Linked DNA regions of Mus musculus: region 1 is linked to region 2. A link is a loop called in an ENCODE intact Hi-C map of the cell type or tissue named here. Cell type or tissue: left cerebral cortex. All regions are shown on one strand.

Evidence for each region. Peaks named below come from ENCODE experiments on the same cell type or tissue, not always from the same donor. Only the 100,000 strongest peaks of a DNase experiment are listed, where the experiment ranks them.
Region 1: a loop joins it to region 2, with 2.3 times the contacts of the local background. A loop is called at or near these places in 2 of 42 quality-filtered maps.

The regions. Positions count from the first base shown.
Region 1 is chr10:68,078,054-68,086,053 of GRCm38, reverse strand. No RefSeq gene overlaps it. Among named protein-coding and RNA genes, the nearest start is that of Gm51770, 69 kb to the left of the region's middle. In left cerebral cortex, no CTCF peak of the experiment used is centred here; a DNase peak (open chromatin) is centred at 4,632.
Region 2 is chr10:68,018,868-68,026,867 of GRCm38, reverse strand. It overlaps Rtkn2 (rhotekin 2), which reads right to left. Exons shown (of 12, transcript NM_001359319.1): 8 at 1,249-1,355; 9 at 219-350. Among named protein-coding and RNA genes, the nearest start is that of Rtkn2, 43 kb to the right of the region's middle. In left cerebral cortex, no CTCF peak of the experiment used is centred here; no DNase peak of the experiment used is centred here.

The DNA of each region.
Region 1 (8,000 bases), 59 kb before region 2:
TATATCCTGGATTTCGATGTCTAAGGGTATGAGTATATCCAGAGGGTACAGCCAATGAGGGGCAGTCGTCACAAAGAGCAAGGGGAGACCGCCATGACAGCTGGGGTTCAGGGGAGGCTCTTTGAAAAACGTGACTGTTTAGCAGAGACTAGGAAAATGATGACTAGGAAAAGAAGATCCATGAAATCCCACAGACAAGATAGAGCATGGTGTTCTAGGAACTGAGAACCCAGAGGGCTGTGGTCAGGAAGGGGAAGTAAGGCTTTTGGAAGAAGTACAGACTTGCTGGGCAAAACGCAATGACTCGACAATTCTCACCCTTGTGGAATCATTTAATGGAGTGTGCTAGGCCCAGGAAACACAAGAGCTCTGAAAGACTAGCAGTAAGGAACAATCAGAACACTGAACAAGGAGACAAATTAGAAAAATATAGACACACACACACACACATACTTACTCATACTTACACATACACAAACACGTACATACACATACTCACATACACACACAAAAACATACACAGATATGTACACACATTCACAGATACATACATATTCACATACATATGCACACACATGCATACATACATACATACATACATACATACATACATATACGTATACACACATACATACACATTCACATATGCACACACATATGCACACACACACAGATGAGTGGCTTTCTTAAATCTCAAAACTGTGCAAAAGATCTTACCCAAAATACCAACCTAAAGAATCCAGGAGGGCAATGTAAGATGTAGCTTGCAGAGTGCTCATTATAAAGACTTTCATAAAGTATAAACAGACCCCTGAAGGCCTTCAGTTGAAGGACAAACTGCAGCCCGATAGGGAAACACCATTTCCCCATAAATTAATGTTTAAGTTGAATGAAATTCCAATAGAAGTAGCCATTTTTCACATCTTGGTGCAAATTAAAATAATATTAAGTTCATTTATAAAACCAATTATGAAGATTAATCTGGAACATTCTTGAAAATGAAATATAATATAAAGAATTATCCCAGCTTGACAGCTAAGACTGGTTTAAAGCTCCAGTCATGAAAATAGTTTAGACTAGAAAAAAAGTAGACCGAGAAATAAGAATGAAGACTCCATTTAATGAAACCAGGTCCATCTGAGTATTAATATGAGAAAGGGAGACATTTTAAAAACAGTAGGAAAAGGAGATTCCTCAGTTAATGAGGCCGGATCAATAGCTCATTAAGAGAGGAAAAATTAAGTTGGATTTCTGCTTCATTCAATACACTAACACTGAGTCCCAGTGGATCAAAGATTTAAATACAAAAAGCAGTGAAGGAACCAAAAAAAAGAGCCCCAGAAATTCAATCCCAAACAACACAAACCAAAAAAAGTATTTTAAAAAAATCATAGAAGCTTGGAAAAGTGAATAGTTGTTTTTATGCTCCTGGAATAAGGAATCTTTTGGGGGAAGGGCTGGACACATAGACACCCCAAAGACAAAGATCAATGTTCTATTACCTAAAAACCGCTCTTGGAGTTGTGATCTGTGTGCTCTAAACCAAGAGAAGAGAAAAGGGACTGGTTAGGAAACTTCATAAGTCACACGACAGGAGAGTGGACAGACTGTCTCTCTCCTAAGAAAAATTGCATGCAAATAACATAGAGAATTGGTCATAAGTCCAATATGGAGAAAAGGGATGAAGCATACAGACAGCAGATTGCTAAACGGTAAAAACAGAAAGCAATCAGTAATTACAGAAGCCACCAAACAGCAAGCAGAGACTTAAAAACAAAACAACAAAACCCCCTTCAGACTTAAAGAAACTAAGTGACAGGCCCTTTTCTCAAGCATGTATGAAGAACAATTAGACTTGGCTGAGGCCAAAGTGGCAGACAGCGTCATCGCTGGAAGGTAATCAGAGAAAGTCCATTTAATTTTAAAGGTACCCATTTCTGTAGTCATGCTCACTCTGCTGGGAACTTTCCTATATAGATACTGACGCTGATCAAGGGATATGTACAAGTGTGTGCACGAAAGCACTGCCGGTCTAAACCCAAAGAAAAACAACACACAAAAAGACACTGGTTGTGTAATGTAGGATGCTCCCTTATGGAGAATTAGCATTGAGGTCTGAGAGGTAGGTTGCTGTCAGGGGTGGGGAGGGGGAACCCACGACTGGCTCCCAGCACCTACACGGTGGTCCCATTTCTAGGGAATCCGACACCCTCTTCTGACCTCCTCAGGCACCAAGCAAAGCCATGAAGCACAGACATACATGCAGGCAAAACATTCATATTCATAAAATAAATCTTTAAAACAGTTTTTCAAGGGTTACTATTCAGATGGGAGAAAGAATGAAGCGCTTTTGTGCACAGAGAGGGGGAGAAGAAGGGTATGGCTGTGCATATGGACTCCTCTCTTTCTGGCCAGTATTATAGGAAACAGTAGATAGATATTCACACAGGCATAGGTAGGTCAATCATGAAAGCTATCAGTGGGTTCCTTCGGGCACAGAGTTGGGGACTGTCATTTTTATATCTATTAAAGTCCTTGTTCTATCATTGGGTATTTTGCTATTATTTTTATTGTATGTATGTGAGTGTTTTACCTGCATGTAGTGATGGGCACCATGTGTGTCTGGTGCCCTTGTAGGTCAGAAGAAGGAGTTAGATCGCCCAGGATGTGCAGCTACAGATGTGGGCAGCAGCTGGGTGCTGGGAACCAAACCTGCATCTTGTGCAAGATTGGCACATGCTTGCAACTGCCTCGCCATTTCTCACTCTCCACTATTTGACACTTTTAAGTGTATAAACTCGTCACTTATTGAAACGTGAGGATGGATGGGCTGCTGAAGAGATGGCTCAGCGAGGAAAGCGCCTGCCTCACAAGCCGAGGACCTGAGCTCATATCCTCAGCACTGATGTAGGTGCAGGGTGGGCATGGCCACCAGCCTGTAATCCCAGCACTTGAGAAGCAGAGAAGGGGGTCCCTGAGAATCTGGCTAACTACACTAGCCAGCTAGGCAAGCTCAGGGCTCAACCGAAAGACCCTGCCTCAATATTGAAGGAAGAAGTGCTCCAAGAAGACTATTGGTGTCAAGTCTGGCTCCATACATACAGACATATATATGCTCAGACACCCAAACATACAGGTGAGATCATACACACACACACACACACACACACACACACACACACAAGTCCATACACATGCAAATGTGCATGCATGCACACACATACACAGACACACATACACAGAGATACACACACACATACAGACATATATATGCTCAGACACCCAAACATACAGGTGAGGTCATACACACACACACACACAAGTCCATACACATGCAAATGTGCATGCATGCACACACACACATACACAGACACACACACACAGAGATACACAAACACATACAGGTGAGTCCATACACATGCAAGCACATACACACACAGATACACATACCATAAACACATACATGTGCAAAAGAAACACATGAAAATAAATTGCCTTGGTAGTGGAAGGATGTACTTTCTTTAAATAAATCCCCATAGCTTTTAAAGAGTTGAGGTGGGAGGCTGGAGAGATGGCTTCATAGTACAGAGACCGCACTACTCTTTCAGAGGACCCAAGCTTGGTTTCTAGCACCCATATGCAACTCCAGCTTCTTATGACCTCCGTAAGCACCTACATTCACACACATACACACATAGGTGAGTCCATATTCACACAAACATGTGTGTGCACTGGTGGACATGTGAGAGCACATGCTCTTGCTCTCTCTCTCTCATACACACACACACTAATTTTAAAGAAATACCAGAAATATATTGTCTAAGAGAAATAGCATTGCAATAGCCCGGAGGACCTTTCCAGGGTCCCTCAGGTATATCGAGAGCAGAGATTTTCTTGAGTCTTATAGATTTCCCCACTTGCCTCCTGTGAGATGCACCCCACTCCCCTTGCCCCATACACAGCAATCAGGAGAGTTAAAACAAAGAAAAGGAAATCAGGCTCTAAAAAGAGTATCGTGACAGTTTGTACACGCATTTCCTCTCCACAGATAAAACGGAGGGTGATGACAAAGCCAGATACAGGCTCACCTCCTGCCTTCTTCCCCATCTGTTGATCTGCCCTGACTGAGACTGCTCACACTAACCCACCCTTCCTCCACTCAGGCAAGCTCCAGGGTCCTAAACACCTCAGGCTTTGGGCTAGATGCCAGGTCATCAGGCATGTGTTTTATCGTCCTGCCTGGGTCTTCTCCTCCTTCGCTGCCTGCATCACAGACTCTTCTTGTTGCTTCCAGGGAAGTTTATTCTGTCCATACTGGGCCATGCTCCTGTACCGGTCCAGTGCACCATGTGGGGTACAACACAGCCGATACACCTGGAGATGCTGCCAGCTGCTTTCAAGACCCTATGACGACAATTAAGCAATGGCATGAAAAAGGAAGGTGAAGGGAAAAAAACTCAAGCAAGAGTGTGAGAAGGAATGGACGCTGGTGGATGAATACAGACCCGTTATCACATAGCAAAGCACTGTGTATGTCCTACTCCCCACTCTGGAACTGTAAGTGTGCCTGGCACTTTCCCTTAACTTTTCTGAGCCTCTGTCTTCATGAGTAAAAACAGCGTTCCCCACATCTTCTCCCACATACATTGAGCTCTCGAGAGCAGAAGAGTGACTGGAAATAGGAATTTCCCCCAAACTCAATGGCGCTCTGAGAAATCTTTCCTTGAGGATATAGAAGACATGGAAGATGTGAGTTTTAGTTGGAACAGAACAAGATGAGGCTGAGCCTCATTTAGGAATAGACATGGGAGCACATGGGTAAATGGTAACAGAAGGGGCCATAGGCAAATCCCGGCCTGAGAGAGTTAGAAAATTCTCAACATAGAAAAGGAAAGAACCAACCTCATTAACACTTTCCTTCCTCCCCACCTTTCTTCTGTAGAGCAAAACTTTCAAATCTGTGCTGGGGAGAGCAGGTATAACTTGGTCTGACTCAGAGCATGTGGGTCTAGGGCCTGCCCTCTCAAGGATCTCATCCATAGAACCTGGGAAGAAAATGTCTGCATACTTCCTCCCCCTATAGAATGTAAAAGTATCCTAGTATAAGCAATGGGTTTCTAGAGTTCAGGAGCCCTTGGTTATGCCTGAGGCCAACTCAGGGATGTCTCCTAATGTCTTAGTTTGTTTTTCTGAAGCTGTAATCAAACACTCTGAGCAAAGCAACTTAATGGAGAAAGAAAGAGCTATTTCCATCACTGGGGGAATTCAGTGCAATGGGGGCTAGAGGGAGCTGGTCACAACACATCCATAATCAGAAACAGAGAGCAGAGAATGGATGAAGAGCTGCTAGGTCCTCACTTGCTCTCTCCATTAAATACAGCTCAGGACCCGAGAATGGTCCACTCACAGTGAAGATGGCTATGCCCATGCCAATCAACGCAATCAAGACAATTCCGCACAGGAGTTCGCAGAGGATAGCCTTAGGGTAGACAATCCCTCACAGGTATGTGATGAGACCTGCTTCCTCGGCATCCAGCAGACAATATTAACCACCACACTAACTTCTCCACCTTTCGGTTTTCTCATTTTTAATGTCAGATTGTGTGGGAGGGGCAGGAGGTAGGAGGGGAAAGATTTACACGTGTTTGTGTGGCATAGGGAGGGTCTGTGGAGACTCTCCCTACATCAGGCAAGGGCTTAGCCACTGGCAATATCATCATGACTGAAATAGATGACATTTGACTTCCTGAAGAGAGAGTCGGACAATAGGTGAGAAAAGTAGTGGATAATTTTAGAAAACGAGAGAGGTTGTGGCTAAGAAGCCACCAGTAGGCCAAAGAGTAGAGTCCAAAGGGAGAAAGCTAACTGAAAGAAAGGGGCGAGCTGTCCTGCAGAGGATAGGCTTCATTCTCAGCAGAAGAGAGGAACCAGCTGCTTCCCTTCCCAGCAGGGCTCCCAACCAAGCCCTTATCTGGGACCTAAGCCTCAACAATGCTGCAAACATAGCTCCTAAAATTGCTTGGCTCCCAACCAACCCCCTAGACCCACAATGCCACCATGATGGACACAACTCTGGGTCTCCTTGGCCCATGGAAAGCATCAGGGTAGCAGATGATGTCAAGTCTAGGAAAGAAGGGTCAAGGGAGGCTGGCATCCGGACAAGCCAATCCAGGAGGAATGTTGGGGCAGCCTGTGCTCCATTTCACTGACTTCTGATATTTTCCAGTATGTGTGTGTGTGTGTGTGTGTGCGTGCGTGCACGTGTGTGTTGGGGGTGGGGGTGTTCCTTAGAACAAAAATGACCTTTTCATGCCCATGATAACTTCTTGGCACATGCTGGTGTCACCCCATTTCCCAGGGGGTGAAGAACACAGACACAATCCAGAGAGTGATCTGACCAAGCATAGGGTGCCAGACAGAGATGGGCTGTCTGAAACCAAGGTCATTTCTTTTAACCATTGTGCTGTGTGACTGATCATGGCAGTCATTTGCTTGTCCCTAAGATAAACCATTGTTCCTCAGAGGTTCAAGTCCAAAGGTTTACAAATGGGCAGAGATGATAGAAAACGACAAAGGCTCTGGAGGTGGATGGTGAGGGTACCTCAGATAAGGTCACTGGACTGAAGACTTAAAAACTATTAAAGTGATCAGTTTTATGCTACCTATCATTGTAACACACGTGACAGAAAGAGAGAGGTGAAAATGTTGCAAAACACAAATTGCAGAGAGGCAATTTTATCACTTGTCTAATCAATTTCATTTTTTTTAAAGTTCTCTTTGTTACCATTATGGTTGTTGTTGCTTGAGATGGGGACTTGCTATGTTACCAGGCTGGTCTCAAACGTTCCTCTACTCTCAGCTTCCAGAGAAGCTGGGGCTATGTGAGTGTCTTAGTTGGGATTTTAATACTGTGGAGAAACACCAATATCCACGACAATAACTTGTAAAGGACAGCATTTAATTGGGGCTGGCTTAGAATTCAGAGGTTCAGTCCATTATCATCATGGCAGCACACAGGCAGACATGATACTGGAGTGGTAGCTGAGAATTCTACATCTGGATCGGCAGGCACCAGGAAGAGAGTAAGACACTGAGCCTGGCTTGAGAATCTGAAACCTCAAAGGCCACCCCCAGTGACACACTTCCTCCAATATGGCCACACCTCCTCCAACAAGGCCACACCTCCCAGAGGTGCCACTCCCTCTAAGCCTATGGGGGACATTTTCATTCAAACGACCGCAATGAGCATACTGCTACACCTGACTCACTCAACTTTTTAAGAAACTAAGTGGAAGATGAGAAGGATTTTCTCACTCTCCAGAGCATATGGACTAAGAATCTCTCCCTCTTGCTGAGAACTCTCCTGTCTCTTGGATGGGTCTCTTTGGACACACCACCTGGTGATTAAACTATCTTTTTGTTTTGTGTCCCTTCTATCCAGAAGACCAAAAGTATGCTAGCTTATTGATTCACTGAACATTTTTCTTGCATCGTTCAGAAATGGCCCAAATAAGACCTACACATCTGTCTCCTTACAACTATTATAGAAGGGAACAAATAACAGATTCAGAATCCTTCTTGACACATTGAAATTTAATGGGTCAGTTCAATTTGCAATTGAAGTACAAGTGAGTAGGTTCTGCGCGAGTCACCACGGGCTTAGCCATCAGCAGAGATGGGGGATTTTTTTAGAGTTTGCAAGAAGCCAGCACTGGCACAACACTGAAACCCTAGGCAGCTTTGGTATAAAGAGCTGTGAAATATTAAAGGGGGAGGGATTGTGACTGACAGCTTATTGTGTCCAGTAAGTAAAGATTGCCAATGTGGGCAACACAATCATTTTCTCCTAACGGAATATTACCCCTGTGACGAAAGGCATAACCCCTTGTAACTCACAGGACCCAGAGAGTATAGAAGCTTACGAAGTGTACAGGCCTCTCCTGGAGGTTACTCATGCAGTGAGAATAGGTTCAGAGATGATGTACCTTCTGTAAGCTATC
Region 2 (8,000 bases):
AGTGACTGGCCCCATCAGTAGCCTCTCTGTGCAAAGAAAGATAACATTCCGTTAATAACCCGTCTCCACAGCCCTTGGCTCCTTTTCTTTGTGACGTCAAGAATGTCAAGAACAAACGCGACCATAAACTTCAGGAGCCATGATCTCCTCGTGAACACAGCATCTCACAGGGCTGGGGCTACGGCTCAGTGCTCGCCCTGGAACTGCAAGCCGCTCACCTTGTCAATAGGAACCACCAGAGCCGGCTCCACTTTAGCTTCAATTTCTTCCGGACCATAAAAGCAGCGGAGTTTACCCCCTCTCAGAGCACAGTACAGCCTTCTCCAGCCAACCAGACCTTTTCCTGTTTGCTGGAAGGAAAAAAAAAAGTCAAACAACTATCAATTATCAATTTCCATCACAACCCCCTTAACTTTAACCCCAGCTCGGTATTTACATAATCAGTGAAGGTTTTAGAACTTTAAAAACGGCCCGGAATTAGCTATGCATCGGCTGTACAGTTAAGGCTGAGCACCTCAAACCCAAGAGCGGAGGAGACGCCTGGAGTTCTCAGAAGCATTAAGCAAAATGAAGGTAATTATTACCATACAATTTTACACACAGAAAATCATAAATCAACACAGATTTGGGAAAGCTAGTCTATTAGAATCTAGTGCTTAGAATTCTGCGGCAATTCATCAAAAGACTCAGGGAAATTATAAAAATAACTCTCTCCACACTGAAAATAATTTCCCTTCTTTTTTTTTTTTTTCCAGAACACTAGAAGATGTTGACTACCTGGTAAGAATGCAGATTTTTCTTTCCTTCTAATGGAATCTTTTAGCAAAAAAAAAAAAAAAAAAAGCTATTGATTCATTGAAGCCCACAATTAATTATTTACTGAATAGAAATAACTATGGCTATGAATAAATCAGGAGGGGGTGGCCCAGAGGCAGCTTTGGAAGCCCAGAGGCTCAAACTGTGCCAAATGCTGTCTGCCAGAAGAGTCTTTATGTGAAAGGTGCTGCATAGCCAGGGTCAGCTTCCACAAGAGAATCACTGCCACCATCCTGGGCCTGTGCTTGTGGGATGGGGAGCCAGAGAGAACTGGAGAGGCTGCCCCAGTCATCCAGCCTCCATCCTTTCACGGCTCACATCTGACAATATTTAAAAAAAAAACTAACACTTCCAGAAAGGCCCTCTCGAGCAAACGCCTGCATAGAGAGTCCGACTGGTACCCCAAGCCGAGGGACATGTGACGTGTTCTACCTGTTCATTAAGGAATCCTGCAAATGCATCTGCAGCCATGCAAGCTGGCTGGGCCACCAGCCGGCAGCACACGTTGCCATACAAGGGAAGCCAAAAGGAACACTCCTCTGTTTAAGGAAGCAAGGGGAGAAAGGGGCAAGTTATAAATGTACATTTACGGTTGTTACACAGTCCAGAGTTTTTCCTTTTCTTTAATTTTGTTTGCTTTATTGTTAACATATTTTAACATTCATCTGACATATAGGTTCACCTGCCTGAATGTTAATGGCGTACCCAAGCATGTGAAAGAGGTCAGGACTGGCCCGGACCAACACTGTGGTCAACTGGAAGAGCGGCAACCTCTAGTCTCTTCACTTCAGAAGCAATTATTCAAGGGGGCTCTTCATAGTTTCACACAAAGTAGTCTACTGCACTGATTGGTGGTTGTCAGATTTCCCCTCTTGCTCTAGTTTTCATTAGAGTAATTAGTAAGGTGAGCCTCAAGTGGAACATTATTTTACCCATGTTGAGATACTTAAACACCTTCGCCCTACTCCTTCTCCTCCTCCAGTTGAACAAGTACTCATGAGCCACGAGGGGCAGCCTTGAGGGTGAGCCCTGAGAGGGGAGGGGAGGAACTGTGAGGGCTGTGCTGGGTGATGACACCAAGCAAGGAACAGGAGGAGGGGAGGGAGGAGGGAGAGTGGGGAGAGGTGAGAGAGGAGGAGGGAGAGTGGGAAGAAGAAGAAGGGATGGAGGAGGAAGAGGAAGAAGAAGAGGAAGAGGGAGAGTGGGGAAGAGAGGAAGGAGAGGAGGAGGGAGAGGAGAAAGAGGCAGGACAGGAGGAGAAAGAGGGGAAGAGGAAGGAAAAGAGGAGGGAGAGGAAGCCATCAGTGTAAGGCATCAGAGCTTCAGTGAGCTGGCCAAGGGGTGTTCACACCAAGGCAGAGCTTACACAGCAGCTGTACAGACTAGAAAGATTAGACTGAGCAGGGTGTACAGGCCTGGAGTGAAGGATAGCCTAGTGTGAGGAGTCCCAACCAAGCAGGAAAAACAAAAGAGTGACCATGTTGGTTGGGTGGCCCCAGCCCCCTCATGAACAATGAGAAGACACCATGATGTGGTGATTCCCCGGTGCACTAAGCAAAAGGAGCAGAACCCAGGGTTCACCCTTCCCCCCACCCCCAATCAGGGATGGAGCACAATGGGCTGAAATATCTTGGTATTCCAAGGAGGTCAGGCAGTGCTCCAAGAGGAGCCGTGGAAGGGCTCACGCCTCTTGAATGTCTCCCTGCTACCACCTCTACAACATACACAACTTCAGAGTGAACAAAGACATTGGCACGCTGTGGTGCTCCTCTGGCCAACAGGAAAGACAGAGGCCTCCTATGGTAAGGCCAATAGGGAACGCTTGCTTACACGTCTTAGACCCACTGGCTCCAACCACAGAATGCATATGCATAGCCAGGGAATCAGAAGACAGCCTTAACAGTCAGAAACTCAGCAACGGCCACCAATAGGCAGGGAGGATGGCCCTGGAGACATACTCAAGTCACACAGCAAGCCAGCATCCGGCAAGCACAAGGGAGGGCCTCCTCCCAGACAACCAGCTCGTCTCTCTAAAGATGCTGTACTGGCTGGGTTTGTGTCAACTTGACGCAAGCTGGAGTTATCACAGAGAAAGGAGCCTCCCTTGAGGAAATGCCTCCGTGAGATGCAGCTGTAAGGCATTTTCTCAATTAGTGATCAAGGGGGAAAGGCCCCTTGTGGGTGGTGCCATCTCTGGGCTGGTAGTCTTGGGTTCTATAAGAGAGCAGGCTGAGCAAGCCAGGGGAAGTAAGCCAGTACGTAAGTAACATCCCTCCATGGCCTCTGCATCAGCTCCTGCTTCCTGACCTGCTTGAGTTCCAGTCCTGACTTCCTTTGGTGATGAACAGCAATGTGGAAGCTGAATTAACCCTTTCCTCCCCAACTTGCTTCTTGGTCATGATGTTTTGTGCAGGAATAGAAACCCTGACTAAGACAGATGCTAAGTTTGTGAGAGTCAAGAGGAGACTTGGAAATTGATGCAGGGGTGCTACGTCCTTTCAATGGAGCAGGGCAGGAAGCATGGGGTCTGCATTAGAAAGAACCTTGCTTGCTGAAGCAGGCGGTGGTGGTCGAGGGTACTTAAGGTTCTTGGGGTTTGTGAGCTGTAAGCAGCTCGGTAGCATGTGTGGGGGAGGGAAGACCTTGGCAATAAACTTGTAAGTTTTCTGTTTTAAGTTGGAGATTATTTTGAAAAGTTCTCTCGCCAGGCGTGGCAGCACACGCCTTTAATCCCAGCACTCGGGAGGCAGAGGCAGGCGGATTTCTGAGTTCGAGGCCAGCCTGGTCTACAAAGTGAGTTCCAGGACAGCCAGGGCTATACAGAGAAACTCTGTCTCGAAAAACCAAAAAAGAAAAGAAAAGAAAAGAAAAGAAAAGGAAAAGAAAAGAAAAGAAAAGAAAAGAAAGGAAAGGAAAAGAAAAGAAAAGAAAAGAAAAGAAAAGAAAAGAAAAGAAAAGAAAAGTTCTCTCAACCAAAGCAGGGCTGGAGCAAGAGGTGGGGGGGGGGACGACAAACAAACAAACAAACCACCCAACATGTTGGCATCTCTCTAAGGCAGCACAGCAGTAGGAATAAATCCCTCCTATCCATGTAGAAGAAAAGCGCCAGAAAATGTAACCTGTGTACAGGGTGTACACAAATATCCAGTATGTGCCCTCATCTCAGGTTGTCCCACGTAAAAAAAGATTTCTTTGAATGTTCACTGCATCCTGATATCTAGCTGTTGGCTGGAATTATTATTTACTTAAAACCTTAGAGACTTTGAAAAAAAAATACTGGTTCTGGGTAAAAATACAGTTCCTTTGCGATCTAGTTTGCTTTCTGTTGCTGTGATGAATGCGGTGACCAAAAGCGATTCAGGGAGAAGAGGCGTTCAGCTTACACTTCCAGATAATAGTCCATCAATGAGGGAAGGCAGGGGAGGGAACTCAAGGCAGGAACCTGGAGGAATGCTAATTACCAGCTTGCTCTCTGGCTTCTGCTCACTAAGCTCACTATACAGCCCAGACCCACCTGCCTAGGGATGGTACCACCCATAGTGGGCCAGGCCTTCCTCTATCAATTAGCCAGCAAGAAAATGCTCCACAGACATGCTCACAGGCCAGCTGAATGGAGGAAATTCTTCAAAGGGGTTCTTCCTAGGTGTGTCAAGATATCAGACACTAACCAGGATACTGAGCATAAACTAAAATATACAGTAGTATATAAATAACCAAAGCTTAGTTATCAGTCAAGGAGGGAACTGGTCAAAATACACTTGATCTTAGCCAAAAGGCCGAGAAGCAATGAACTGGTCAAAATAAAGAGACAAAGGTAAAACTACAGAGCTTTAACAACTTCCCCATGCATCAGCCTATTATGGCCTACCACAATAGCATTCCTCTGGGACTAATGGAATGTGGTTTTTATTCAGGGCTCAGTAAAGGTGACCTGGTAGGATCCACACATCTACACGAAACACTCAGTGATGTCCAGGCACAGACACAAAGCAGTAAGTGGGAGTTACCTTTTTCTACAACAAGCACTAAACAAAACAAAATCTCTCCACAGCCTAGCGTCTGAGCAACACATAAATTCCTTTTATATAGGAATCTCAAATTTATGAATGGCTTATGTTGTAAATATCTGTGAGTTGCTTTTTTTTTTTTACTTAGAATGTAATTCCCCATGACGCAGAATCATAAATGATTAGATTTGTAGGCAAGTCCATAAAGTTTGTGCAATCAATAATGTATCTGAACCTAACACACCACATCTAATAATGTGCGTCTCATAAACTGAGCTCAGATTTCATGTAAGGAAAGGAAAAAAAAATCCTCCTTCCTGCAGCATCCTTGAATGGAGATGTTGGATGCAGAGTTCCCTCCTGCAGCATCCCTGAATGGAGATGTTAGATCCCTTCCTGCATCACCCTTGCGAAGAGGATGCAGATATAGAATCCCTTCCTATCATAGTCTTGAGGGCAGATGTAGCAGCATCCCATCCTAGCATCCTTGAAAAACACTGGGTCCCTAGTTCCACAAAGCAGTTGTCATATACTCTGCCTCCACCTGCCACCTCTTACCTGGGCTTTCTTACAGTCTCAGACTACTGAGGAATAAAACAACCACAGCTTCTCTGTGCTTCCCTCAAGAAAGAGGACGTCTAGGAGACTCAATTAACCTGAGTATCAATCTCTACACTTATAAAACACCACCTGCCTTAGGCAGGGTTCCTATGCCCACGGTCCATGTATGGTATCGTCCATGCACCTGGCACCTGCCAGCTCCCTCTCTGCTCACATCCCCAGGGCAGTCTCACTGCCCCAGTCACTCTGTCCATGTTTCATGGCCACTCTCAACCCTGTACCCAACACATCTCAAAGTACTTAATCATTCCTTCTGAACCAAGGGGACAAGATGGACAGAAATGAAAGTACCAAGCATATCCCGTAAAAATGCCTTTCAAGAGTGAAGTCAAAAGTCCCAGGACACCCCCTGCCCAAAGTTTTTCTAAAAGAAACTCTAAAGATTGTTTTGAGAAAAAGAAAGTGTGTGTGGGGGAAATCCCAAGTTCAAGATATAGAAGTCAAGTTGTCCCCTATGAACAGTCAGAGCATGGGGTTAAGCTAGGTCAAGCTCAATGTACCCCGTGACACTCAGAAACAAACAGAATTATGTTCTATAGCAAGAATGCACAGATTAGGGAAACACATGCTATCCTTCTAAAGCTTTCATGCTGTCTTAGAAAAAGTAAAAATGATCTCTTATTGTTTATTTAGGTGATTACAATTTAAGAGTAGGGGTTGGAGAGATGGCTCAGTGGGTAAGAGCACTGACTGCTCTTCTGAAGGTCCTGAGTTCAAATCCCAGCAACCACATGGTGGCTCACATCCATCTGTAATGAGATCTGATGCCCTCATCTGGTGTGTCTGAAGACAGCTACAGTGTACTTATGTATAATAATAAAACTTAAAAAAACAATTTATGAGTAATTTCTAAGATATTAAAACATAGTGCATAATTTTACAAACAGAGGGAAATTCAAATGATAAAAGTAATAACCCCTTGTTGGAAGAGACAGGCCTATGGTATATATTATATGTGTGTGTGTATAATATATATGTAAATGTAACATGTAATATGTAATATATAAATGTAAAAAATATATGCTAAACTAACAATAAAAAACCACTATTTAAAAATTATGTGCACTAAATAACAGAGGCTGAAGTCATACAAAGTAAAACAGAAGAACCACAAAAACTGGAACACAAAACTAGATCTGTTCACACTGCTTGCCGCAGAGACTATGCGAATCCACCATTATTTCTAACAAATAATTAACATGCTAGTGGGTAAGGCTGCTGGGCCTGTTTCAGGGATGAGCATTAAAACCAAGAGGAAAAGAAGTCCTGAAGAGAAACAGATTGGGGGCAGACAATGCCACAGGGGCCATATAAGGCAGTGTGTGTGTGTGTGTGTGTGTGTGTGTGTGTGTGTGTGTGTGTGTGTGTGTGATTTCACATTTATAAAGCTCACATTTGGACTAGGTCCACATAGACCTATGAAGATACTTTTTGGTACTGACTCAAGCCATAGGAAAGCAGAGAAAGAGAGGGGGGTGGGGGGGAGAGAAAACCAACACTGTGTAGTAGTAGTACAGCAGGAATCACAAATGCTCGCCACTAAAGACAGTTTAATACACAGCTCATCCCCATCACAGTTCAAACCATGGCATGCGGGGAAAGCTGTACGGATGGCATAGCCATGAGAGACCAACAGGGAAGCGAATGTCACGGAAGCTGGGACATCTACATCCAGAGTTCTGAGGGGGCCTGGTATTGGTGAGTAGTAGCTAGAGATGCTCTTTAAATGGTCACAGGTTTTACAGCCCACCACCCTCCCCCTGTTCTTAGTAAAATTTCTTATATGAAGTGGAAACTTAAGAGTTCTTTGGAGAGTCAGTTATGTCGGATGGTGTTTTGCTGGGGCAAACACATGAAGGAAATGTTTTCCTGAAGCAGACACAGGTGAAAGGATGCTCTGCTGAAGCAAGCACGTGAAAAGACACGTGATGAAGGATTCTTCACTAACGACACGCGTGCATTAGTCCGCCTTACATTGTCTAGTTGAGCTCCATTTGTTGTCTCTACAGAGAGAAACCACACCGAAAAGCTGCTGGTGGTGTGCTGCGGCTTCTTGCCGCTTCCTTGGACTTAGGCCCATTGGCAGAGTGATGCCAGCTGAGACAGACTCACATAGAGTTTTGCTAAGACAGACTCGTGTACCAAGGCAAGACACATCAACAAGGCAAGATCAAGGGAGGACACGTGATGTTTGGCAGGAGTATAAATGGGACTCAAAGGACCGTGAGAGGGGCTTGCTTATAGAGCTAGCTTTATGACGATTCTTCTCCCTCGATCTTTGCTTTGTTGAGAGAGGCACAGCAAAGAACTCCTCTCCCTGAGTCCCTGCTGGTTCTAGTCCCTCCCACTGCCGCAAGCATGCTGGATTCGGCTGAGGCCTGGCTGTTCCTACTAAGTCCTGCCAGCACTGCCACTATCCCGACACTACTGAACTGGACTAGTGGTAAAGCCATAAAATGTTTGCGAATGGATCGAGCTACCGCTGCTGAGCTGTGAACTGAACTGCTCCAAAGACCCATTCTAAACAGATCCGCTTCTCCACTTATATCCTAATAA